Linked DNA regions of Homo sapiens: region 1 is linked to region 2. A link is a loop called in an ENCODE intact Hi-C map of the cell type or tissue named here. Cell type or tissue: Caco-2. All regions are shown on one strand. Links, peaks and the distances in the headings refer to the core of each region. The heading gives the core; the rest is flanking DNA. Region 1 holds the start of LINC03048 (long intergenic non-protein coding RNA 3048). Region 2 holds the start of LINC00482 (long intergenic non-protein coding RNA 482).

Region 1 (5,357 bases), core at 173-5,172, 77 kb before region 2:
AAACTAGAGCAGCAGAGAAGAGAGACTCAGAAGCCCGTGGCACGGCTTTCTCGGCGTCCCCTCCAGCGAGGGGGTCTCCATTGCTGCAGTTGCCGGTTTTGTCCAACCAGGTCAGGAGGCTGCCCGGCCCCCTCCCCACTCTCAAAGTTGCTTGTTAAACACAGAGTCGTAATTTGTGGCTAAATATAACTAGTGTGTTCTCACGGAAAGTATAATTCAGGGTGCTCATTGTATGAGGTTATCAACAAGACCCATCTGGGTTAAATTAAAGTGATTTTCATAAAGGGCAGAAGCGCCCCTTTGCCTGGTTTCCCCTGCCTTTTTATTAGTGACAGTGTTATTGTTGCAATTATTAGAGGGGATCAAGGAAGGTGGGAGTTGCCAGGGACCCCCAGGCTGAGGAGGGAGCCTCCCAGCCCCCCTCCACTCACCATTGTCCTGCTGCCCCTCCAGCCCCCTGGTCACTGTCACCTCTGCGGCTGGAGGGCTGGAGAAAGGCCCAGGAGCCCAGGGAACCTCCACCATGCCAGGCTGCCTTCCCTAAAGGCCGGCTCCTTCCCCCCAGGCAGCCAGTCTGGGGGTGGACCTGGAGGGGCAGGGTTCTCTGGGAATCTCTGGGCCAAGGGATGCGCTTTGGGGATCTGCTGGAATAAAGAGTAATCGGTTTTCCTTACAGGAGGTTGACCCGAAACAGCCCTCCGTCTTCCTGCCCATGAGGATGAGGACAGGAAGCCAGACCCGGGAGAGAAAGCCCAGATCAGACAGATGGGGGTTGGGAGGGCCTAGTGGCTGAAACTGCCCTGCTTGGGGACAATGCTCAGGCAGGACCAATCCAAACGAGGGCACTGCTTATGTGGTCCTTCCGGAGCATCCTCCAAGGCAGAGCCTGGCTTCGGGCCCTCCCTGCAAGGACACCTGCCTCCACTCCCTGCCAGACCAGGCCTGGCTGCAGAGGCGGAGGGGCGGCAGGGCTGCCTGTCTCCACTGTTTGGCGGTGTTTACACGTGTCGCTGTCAGGGTGTCTGGACAGTGGGGGTCGGGGGCCTCCCGGGCCCAGACTTCCCCAGGCCTATTCTCACACTGGTGAGAGGGCCCTAGGGGAAGGGTGTGGGCTGGGTGGCGGGGCCAGGCCAGCTGAGACCTACAGGACCGTGGAGCATTTAGGTCTCCCACCCAACTCCACCCGGTCCTCTGAGCATCAGTTACAGAGCCCAGGCAGCAGGAGGGCAGGGCCCAGCCCCTTATCACCCATCCTCAAGGCAGGCAGGAACCCTGAAGGCAGCTTCCACCAGGGGTTCCCTTAGCCCCCACCCTCCAAAAGCCCCAGACCCTGCCAGGCCTCACCCTGCCAGCATCGTGGCCCCAGCTGACGGCTCCCAAGGGCAGGTGCTGGCAACACAAGCAGGAGCCCTCGGGGCATCCCGCAGGGCACACACCAGGTCGCCCTGGGCTCCCCAAGCACCTCCCAGACCCAGCCCTTGGGTGGGTCCTGGCCCACAAACCCCCACGCCCTGCCCCTGAGATGAGCCCCACCGCCCACCTGCCCTCCAGCCCTGGAGACCTTTCTCCCCCTTGGCCATGGCTCCCATGGGGAGGCTGCAGGCCCTCCCTGGGCTGGACCAGAGGGGACAGACTGTCTCTCCCCTGCGACTTCTGGGGGCACTGGAGTCCTTGGCCTGGTTACCTTCAGCATTTATAGCCCTCCAGTGAGTTATTCCTCGGAGTTCTCACAGAGCAGCATGCGCCTGCGGCAAAGCCCTCACCTCCAGCCCCTGGACCACCTGACTGCTGCCTCCCGCCTGGCGCCAAACACGGCCACCGCCTCTTTTGTTAACAGGACAGTTGATCCATTAAATTAAAAATCATTCAATAGATTCATTTTTTTTTTCTGGCCTGAACAAATACGTATTCCATCTCAATTCATGAAGCATCAGTACCCGCTGCAGGGGTAATTCCCCAGGCGGGAGAGGAGTTTCGGGGAAAGTGCCCCCAAAGGGAGACTCCCCAGAAATCCCTTTCCAAGCAGCCAAGGCAGGCAGGCCAGAGGAGCCTGCCCCGGGCCAGGGCCCAGACCCACGCAGCCGCCCGCTCTCCCGGCCACTTCCGCCGGGGCCTTTCCGAGCGAAGTCCATTAGGGCCGGGTCTCTGCGCCTCCCCTACCCGGGGTCCGGGCAATACGCAGCCCCGACCACCGTCCTCGGCCCGGGGGAAGCGCAGACACACACTGGAGGCATTTTCTTCCCTCCGGAATTGATTGGTTTTTGTTTTTGTTTTAATAGCAGGACTTTTCCAAGCAAAAAGTCTCCTGAGGCGGGTGGTAAAAAAATCAAAGCCTCTACATCCAAGCCCGGAACAAAAGCCCTTTGGAAATCCCGCGGCGGGGCCGGGCGCGGGCGGATGCGGCGGGAGGGGCGGCCGAGCGCGCCCGGGACCCGCGTCGGGAGAAGCCGCGCAGCGCCTACCGCGGAGGTCGAGTCTCGGCGGCCCCACCTGCTCCGGAGTCGGCCCTGTCCCTCCGTCTGGGGAGGCGGCCGGAGGCGCCATCACCGCAAATTTATGGCCCGGGTGACGCGCTTCCTACTCCCACAGTGGGGCCCGGTGACATTAAACAGAAAATTGACGAGAGCGGAGCGAAACCGAATCCGTTTCCCTCCAGGCCCGTCCCCCTCGCTTTTCGGGGAGGGGACCAGGGACGGGAGGAAGGGCGTCCCTGAGTTTGTGCGCTCGGGAGCCCGTGCTGGAGGCTTCTCCCAGATTCCAGAGCCCAGGCAGCGTGCTGGGGGCGCGCGACCCCGCCCGGACCGCACCCCTTCGCCGGCCGCATTTCGGGCGGAACCTCGGCTCGCGTTCCACGCGCTCGGGGCGACCAGGCAGAGTGGGGCCCCGCACCCGGGTCGCTCCCGCTCGGAGGGCCCAGGCCGGATGAGGCTCCGACGCGCCCTCGGCCCTCCCTCCGCGCCCCAGCTCCGGGGAGCGCCCCGCTGCCTCCAGCACAGCGGGGGAGGGAGGACCCCGGCTGCCCAGCCCCCACCCTCGCCGCCGCGCCCCGCCCCCGGCCGGCGCAAGTGGGAGAAGAGAGCGAGTGACGAGCGGGGCGCGCCTGGGTGGCTGCCGGGGGTCGCTCCTCTGGCCTCGAGCGCCCCCTCCCTCCGCCCCCCGGCGCCTCCTGGCACCGAACCCGCCGCGCCGCCGCGTCCTTAAAAGCGCCGCCTGCTTTGCTGGCCTTTGGGCGCGCGGCAGGGAAGGTCACGCCGGGGTGGGGTCGGTGGCGCGGGGACAGCGACACTGCCGGGCGCCGGCATACCCCCTACCCCCGCCTCCGCCCCTCCGGGCACTTGCCGCCGCCCTGCAGGCCTGGGTCTTGCCGCACTTGTTCTGTCGTGCTGGGGCACACGGAGCCAAGACCAGAGCCGGCGCATGTGCTTGTCAGAGAGGAATCCAGGGAGCCCTGTGGGGGCTGCTTGGGGAAATGAGGCTGTCATCCCCGCGCCCCAGGTGCTCAACGGGGAGGATAAAGGAGCCCTGGCCTGCGGGAGGCAGCCCCAGGGGACGGACGGAGCCCTGGTTCAGAGCCCAGAGAGGGCATTGGAGGGCCAGGCCTCAGCCAACTCCATTTCTCCCCTCTCTGGCCTGCGTGGGCATCGGGGGCATGGTGGGTACCAGATCCTACCCTGCCTGCTCAACCCTCTAGACAGCCTGGGACACAGAGGGCATGGTGGCCATGCCCATTTTACAGATGAGCAGAAGGAGACTGTGAGAGCAAATAACGTGCCCTTGTTCACACTGAGGGCCTGGGTGCGTAGGCTCTGGATTCTTCTGGAAAACTAGTACTAGGGTTGGCTGACTTTTGGGCCTGGGACAACCCTAAGACTCCTGGCTGGGGCAGACATGATGCGTCCCGACTTCTGCCTTGTAGACCAGGAGCAGAACAAAATGGGCCTCATGACCAGCCATTGGGCGTCTTGGCCACAGCACCCACGGAAAGATGTGTCAGGGTCCAGCTCTTCCTGGGAAGCCCCTCCGAATGCTCCCGGCCAGCCTGTTTCTCTGGGATGAGGCCCCAGCAAGGCAGATCGCAGCCTGCAGCCGGGAGGAACTGCTAATATATGGCAAGAGTCTGGAAACCAGATTCCAAAAGGTCACGTTGGACTGGAACCAACAAGATTACGTTGAACAGGCTGGATGTGAACCTCCACTTTCAGGTTCAAAAATCAGTTGTAAAAATGCAGGCAGCTTCCCACTGAAGACTTGCTGGGCCAAGCTGCAGCTGTCTGCACCACTCAGGCAGTTCATCCACGCCCTGTCTCCCCAGCACAGGCCCTCTTGTGCATTTCCCTGAGCCCCAGCAGCTGAGCCTGCGCCCTGGGGTGGGAGTGGGGGATCCCGGGATGTCTGACCCGCTGTCTCTGATGTCAGGCCGGCTGGGGGAGGGGATGCAGCTGGAGACAGCAGAGAATGGGGTCCTTGTGCCACTGTCATCAGGCCCGGAGCTTCCATGAACACGGCTTTGTCTGCACCCATACCCCGTGGTGACCACGGGACCAGGGGATCAGTGGGCCTCTGAACAAGAGGGGCGTGCAGAGCGGCTTTTTGGCCTCAGTTAACTCTTAAATGGGTGTCAGAGGCACTGTCTTCCCCTAGCTATGCGCCTCGTGCCTGGGAGCCTTAGGGCCACACGGAAGGGTAGAAATCAGTTTCAGGTCAGGAGGTCTGGAACAGCTTTGTTAAACCCAGTTTTTTTCCTATGAAAATGGCTGCAGACACTGGGGGAGGGAGAGGGTGGCCCTGATCCCGATGACTCTGAAACATGCTTGGCCTTCCCCAGAGATTCCTGCTCCCAGCCCAGGCCCAGACGGCAACAGAAGCTCATGGTGAGTTCACCCCGGTCCTGGTCTGGCACCTCATTGCTGGGGAGGTCTCGGCAGTCCAGAGGAGGTAGCCCCCACCCTGGGCATCCATCCGCCCAGGCCCCAGCCTCCGCGGGAAGACCCAATTACAGAAGAGAGAAGTATGTGGAGACCCTTGGCTGAGGTTGGGGGTCCTGGAAGCTGGAGGTAGTGTTCCTGGGTATAGCATGATGGGTTGATGGGTGGGTTTTATTCTCTTTTTAAGGATTTTTTATATTTTTCAAATTTCCCTTTTGAAATGTATTCATTTTGCAATCAGAAAACAAAACAGGCCAGGCGTGGTGGTTCACACCTGTAATCCCAGCACTTTGGGAGGCTGAGGCGGGTGGATCACCTGAGGCCAGGAGTCCAAGACCAGCCTGGCCAACTTGGTGAAACCCCGTCTCTACTAAGAATACAAAAATTAGCCAGGCGTGGTGGTGGGCACCTGTAGCCCCAGCTACTTGGGAG
Region 2 (5,357 bases), core at 46-5,045:
TGCGGGTTTTTGTTGTTGTTTTTTGAGGCAGAGTCTTGCTCTGTCACCCAGGCTGGAGTGCAGTGGTGCGATCTTGGCTTACTGCAACTTCCGACTCCCAGGTTCAAGCGATTCTCCTGCCTCAGCCTCCCGAGTAGCTGGGACTACAGAAGTGCACCACCACACCCGGTTAATTTTTGTATTTTTAGTAGAGACGGGGTTTCACCATGTTGGCCAGGCTGATCTCAAACTCCTGATACACCCGCCTCGGCCTCTCAAAGCACTGGGATTACAGGTGTGAGCCACCGCGCCCGGCCCTTTTCCTGCCTCCTAAACAAGTGGCCAGGAATTCTCCTCCTGCACCGGGTCCCCAGATTGTGTGGCAAGCCCTGCAGATGGCACAGGGGACTGGTTCTTCCTCGTGGAAAGCCAGGCCCGGACACCTCTCGGGCATCGCCTGTTGGGGTGACCCTCCCACACCCAGCCTGGAACCCTAGCCAGCTCAGCCTCCGTCCGCTGAGAAATCAAGGTGACCTTGTGGCTCAGCCCTCAGGGGGCACTCACCACACAAGAGTTCCCTTTCAAGACCCCCTGTTCGGGGCTGGGGCCCCCAGGAACGGTTGGGGCACCTTCCTGGGGCCCTGTTTTTCCCCAGGAGCGGGGCCTGGGAGCTGAGGGCGTCTCATCTCCCCACAGGCATCTGCTGCTGCTCCTGGCTGCCACTCACCCCTGTGAGATGCTGAGGGCAGGATACCTGTCTGTGCGGGGCGTGGGAAAAAGGGAGAAAGCCTGGCAGAGGGTTGGGGGCTAAGAAGCAAAGGGCGTGGAAGGGCCACCGTGCACTTTTGAAGTCTCTACTTGCCAGTGGCCACCCCACCTCTCCCTGCCCTCATCCAAGGACGGACAGGCCTGGCAGGTGGACCGGAGCTGTGGGGCAGAAGCATCCCAGGCCTGGCCTCAGAGGAGGGAGGCCATGGTGAAAGTGGAGGCTGTCTGCATCCACCTCCCCAGCCTTTGTCACCGGGACCTCAGCCTGACCCCAGGCCCACCCCAGGCTGCTCACCGAGGTGGGTACCCTGCCCACCGCCAGCTCAGATGCGGTGTGTGGACTCCCTTCTCTCTGGGGGTGAGCGGGAGTTCCCTCCCCTCCACATCAGGAGCTGGGGGAGAGCTGGAGGGCCCTGGGATCCCCTTGACCCTGGTCATCAGCCCCAGCCCTGACAGGCCCTGCGTGTGCCATGTGTGGCCTGGGTTTGGAGCTCAGCACCCTGCGGGAATTCTATTAAATCTCCGATTTTATCTGAAAACTTCACCCACATGTTGCATTGCTCTGTGAGGCGTCTGTGTGTGTCCAGGCAGCAGTAACAACGCTACTAATGCTGGCGGCCATCACAGGAAGCCAGTCCGAACGTCCCCCAAGGGCCTGTTTCACCCTCATGACACCAGGCGTGGCAGAGACGAGGAGCAGAGGCCTGGACCTCTCAGGGTCTCAGCAGGGGGAGGCCGGCCTGTCACGAGTGTTTGATGACCATGGAGAGGAGGTGGTGGAGGTAAGCGTGGCTGCTTCCAGGGGAAGGGCGGGCAGTGCTGGGGGAGGGGTTCTGTATTGATTAAGCACGTACTGTGTGCTAGGTCCTCTGTGGGCTTCATTTAATTTATTGCCACAGCCACGGGAGGGAGGGGTGGTTAGCGCTATATTTCAGATGAGGAAACGAGGCTCCGGTGAAGACACTTGTCTAGTCCTCTGGCTGTGGAAGGTGGGAAAGGGATGTCAACCTGGGCTCGGGAGAGATAAGGAAGCTGAGGCCTAGAGCCTTGTCAGGCCTGGAGCTGCTGTCCTCCCGCTGGGGCAGCACCGCCTGCCTTCATTTAGAGCAGCAGATCCTACAGCACCCGGGTCCTCACCTATCAAAGGCAGACACCATTCCTGACCACGTGATGGCCTGGACGAGACCAGTGTCTGGGTGTCTGGGTGTCTGGGTGTCTGGATGGGAACTGGGAGGGCCCGGCCAGGCCCGGCACATGGTGACTCTGCCTGCCCTTTGCAGCTGAGAGCTGGCCTCTCCTAGACCTCAATGTCCACTGACACCCAGTGCCCCTGCAACCTTCTCTTCCTGCCCCACGAAGGTGGCACTCTCCTGGGGGCCGCTCCAGCCCTCTGCCTGGGGAGCAAGCGGAGGGGCCTGGGACCCCACCTGTGTTCCTGTCTCTATCCCTCCTCAGCTGTCACCAGCTTTAATTACCCCGGCTCCATCCGCCCCGGCCCCTGCGCAGCTGGAGAGCCCCTTGGGCGGGCGCAGGGCCCCTCGCCTGGGCACGCAGCATTCCTGCATTCCTCCCCGGGGCCCACCGACCTGTCCTGCCGGTTGTGGGCAGCTTCCGGGTGCGGGGAGCCCGGCGTGTGTTTGGGGGGGTGCGCAGCTGCTGGATGGGGAGCCTGGAGAGAGCCCGGCTGTGCCCCGGGACTCCCAGCTGCGTTGCCCACATCCCTCTGCCACCCCGCATCACGACCGGAGCCTGGCAAGAAGTCAGTGATTCATCACTCGGGCCCTGGGGGCTGCCTGGAGGGGCTGGGGTGCTTCTAACAGCAGGAAAGGGAAGGCAAGAGAGAACCTTCCACAGTTGGGAGCAGCAAAGCGGCCCAGGAAGCCCCCCAACAGGATGGGACCATCTAAGGTTCCAGCCACCCCAACCCCCCGGAGCAGGGCCCCCAGCCTAGTGGTATGTGGATAAGCCCTGCCTGGGGTGCACCTTCTCGGGGAGACCCTCTGCTCTTTGGGCTACTGTCCTGGGGAGCCTCCCCCTTCCTGGGGCTGGGTGGACCAGCTGCGGAATGGCAGCTCCCCCTGGAGGGGCTGGGGAAGAAGTGGGGCGTGCTGTCCACCAGCTCCTCCCTACCCCGAGGCGCCCCAGATGATCTGCCTCCAGCTCCAAACAGGAGTAGTGGCCACCTGTGAGTTTCTCTGAGGCCCAAGTGGTCACTGCCGGAGCTGCCTGTGTCCCTGTGTCCGGACAGGCTCCTCTCCACCTCTGTGTTTGGGCAGCTCTCCCCTTGTGTCTGGAATTTTTAGAAAACGGAAAAAGTGTAGACAAAAGCAGGCTTTTTATCTCGCTGAATGCTCCAACACCCTCCCTAGTTACACCACGGTAGTGGAAGATTCAGAGGAAGTTTCCTCCTGGTGGCCGTGATTACCATCTGCAGTTCTTGTTCGGGGACATTGCAAAGGTCACATTGTCCGTCCAGCCCCGCCCCGCCCTGACGTTGCTCCCGGAGTGGGGACGGGCTCTGAACCACCCCAGCTCTCAGGGGCCCCGCCCTGGGTAACACACGTCTGCGGTGTTACCCACGACTGCCTGGGACCTGGCCAAGGGCTCCACACACCAAGACCAAGGTGAGGGGAGGTGGTGGGTGGGGACCAGCCCTGCCTCTCTTGGAGACCCCGAGGGTATGGCGCCAGGCCAGCCTGGAGTCGGGTGTGGGGCGGTTAGTGTGAGCATTACGTCTTCTTTTCCCTAAAGTGGCTGAAAATGTCCCCGGGGCCAGTCCCTCAGGGCACCCTGCTGGACTCAATGCAGCAGAAAGAGTTGGGGTGTTTGGCCGGGTGCGGTGGCTCACGTCTGTCATCCCAGCACTTTGGGAGGCTGAGGCGGGCGGATCACCTGAGGTCAGGAGTTGGAGACCAGCCTGGTCAACATGGCGAAACCCCATCTCTACTAAAAATACAAACATTAGCTGGGTGTGGTGGCAGATGCCGGTAATCCCAGCTACTCCGGAGGCTGAAGCAGGAGAATCACTTGAACCCAGGTGGCGGAGGTTGCAGTGAGCTGAGATCTCACCATTGCATTCCAGCCTGGGTAACAAAGTGCGACTCCGTCTCAAAAAAAAAAAAAAAAAAGAGAAAGGGTTGGAGTGTCCCATCCTCAGGGCAGGGGTCAGAGCTGCATCCCTGGGGTGCCCTGAGCTTGGGGGTCATGATAACCTTCACCCTGCATGCAGCCCAGGCCCACACCTAGAAGTCTTGTGGCCTTGAGCACACTGCGTTGCCTCTCTGAGCCTCGGTTTCTCCATCTATAAAATGGAGAGGGTAACAGTGAGAGATTGCTATTGGCTGGCTTCGTTCATTGGGCCCTAAATCAAACAGTGGCTTAAATACCAGAGGCTTGCTCAATGGGTGGTGGGCAGGCAGCCGGGCTGGGGCGGCGCCCCCCCCATCTCCACGGTGTCCCCACCTCTACAGTGCCTCCCCCTCTCCATGGTGCCCCCCCACCACGGCCTCCATCCCTGGGGTCCAGGTTTCATTTGTTCCTCAGCAAATGCTACAGAGCTTTTGTAGGCCCACCAGCAGGAGTGGGGTTGCCAGGCAGTGAGCTAGGGGGTGCTGGGAGGGCCCGAGGGGAGGCAGGGCGCATCCTGCAGGGTGCCTGTGAGGACCTGGGCTGAGGGTGGGTTTGAGCAGAGGCTGACATGGTCTCACCCTCTGGCTGCTGGGTGGGAACAGACCATGGGGAGGCCAGGACGGAAGTGAGGAGAACATGACGATCCCGGAGAGAGATAACCCGGATCGTGGTGGAGACACAGGAAGTGGGGAGAAGTGGTCCAAGCTGTGGATATCTGAACATGGACTCAACAGAATTTCCCGATAGATTGGATGAGGGGTGTGACTGAAAGGGAGAAGTCAAGGATGGTTCCATAGCAACCGCAGGAGCTCCAGCCATTGCATCTGCATTCCAGGCAGCAGGAAGGAGAAAGGAGGGAAGGTAAAAGACTACTGAAAAGCTTTCAGCTGGGGCTGGGCATGGAGGCTCACACCTGTAATCCCAACACTTTGGGAAGCCGAGGCTGGTGGATCACTTGAGCCCAGGAGTCTGAGACCAGCCTGGCCAACATGGCAAAACCCTGTCGCTACAAAAAATACAAGAATTAGCCATGTGCACCTGTGGTCCCAGGTATGATCTCACCACTGTACCTCAGCCTGGGTGACAGAGTGAGACCCTGATTCAGAGAAGGGGGAGGGGAAGAGGAAGGGGAAGGGGAAGGGGGACGGAAGGGGGAAGGGAAGGGGAAGGAGAAAGGGAAAGTGAAGGGGGAGGGGAAGGAGAAAGGGAAGGGGAAGGGGAAGGGGGAGGGGGAGGGGAAGAGGAGTGGAAGGGGAAGGGGGAGAAGGGGAAGGGGAAGGGGGAAGAGAAAGGGAAGGAGGAGGGGGAGGGGGAGGGTCTTTTGGCAAGCCATGAAGTCGGCCCAGCCCTTCTGCTTATATTGCTCAGGTTGTAGTCACAGGACCATGCCCGGTGCTCGTGAGGATGGGGAGGTGATTGCTAGCTGGGAACTGCGCACTCAACAATGACAGGGAGATGCCTCTGGGTGGGGAAGGCAGTGC

The links. Hi-C counts contacts between places; a loop is a spot of excess contacts. Peaks named below come from ENCODE experiments on the same cell type or tissue, not always from the same donor. Only the 100,000 strongest peaks of a DNase experiment are listed, where the experiment ranks them.
Region 1: it touches region 2 in a loop (5-fold over the local background); 56 of 110 quality-filtered maps call a loop at or near these places.

What each region holds. Positions count from the first base shown.
Region 1 is chr17:81,384,643-81,389,999 of GRCh38, reverse strand. It overlaps LINC03048 (long intergenic non-protein coding RNA 3048), which reads left to right and starts at 4,618. Exons shown (of 4, transcript NR_164137.1): 1 at 4,618-4,871. RefSeq lists enhancers at 380-937, 938-1,497, 1,498-2,057, 3,442-4,010. In Caco-2, for the core only: no CTCF peak of the experiment used is centred there; DNase peaks (open chromatin) are centred at 904 and 2,619; H3K4me3 peaks cover 1,861 bases.
Region 2 is chr17:81,307,199-81,312,555 of GRCh38, reverse strand. It overlaps LINC00482 (long intergenic non-protein coding RNA 482), which reads left to right and starts at 3,308. Exons shown (of 4, transcript NR_038080.1): 1 at 3,308-3,371; 2 at 4,712-4,926. TMEM105 (TMEM105 long non-coding RNA) reads left to right here. Exons shown (of 3, transcript NR_165247.1): 3 at 1-1,291. RefSeq lists an enhancer at 2,885-2,944. In Caco-2, for the core only: CTCF peaks have their summits at 2,914 and 3,114 (motif pointing left); DNase peaks (open chromatin) are centred at 1,843, 2,338, 2,875 and 3,215; H3K4me3 peaks cover 1,072 bases.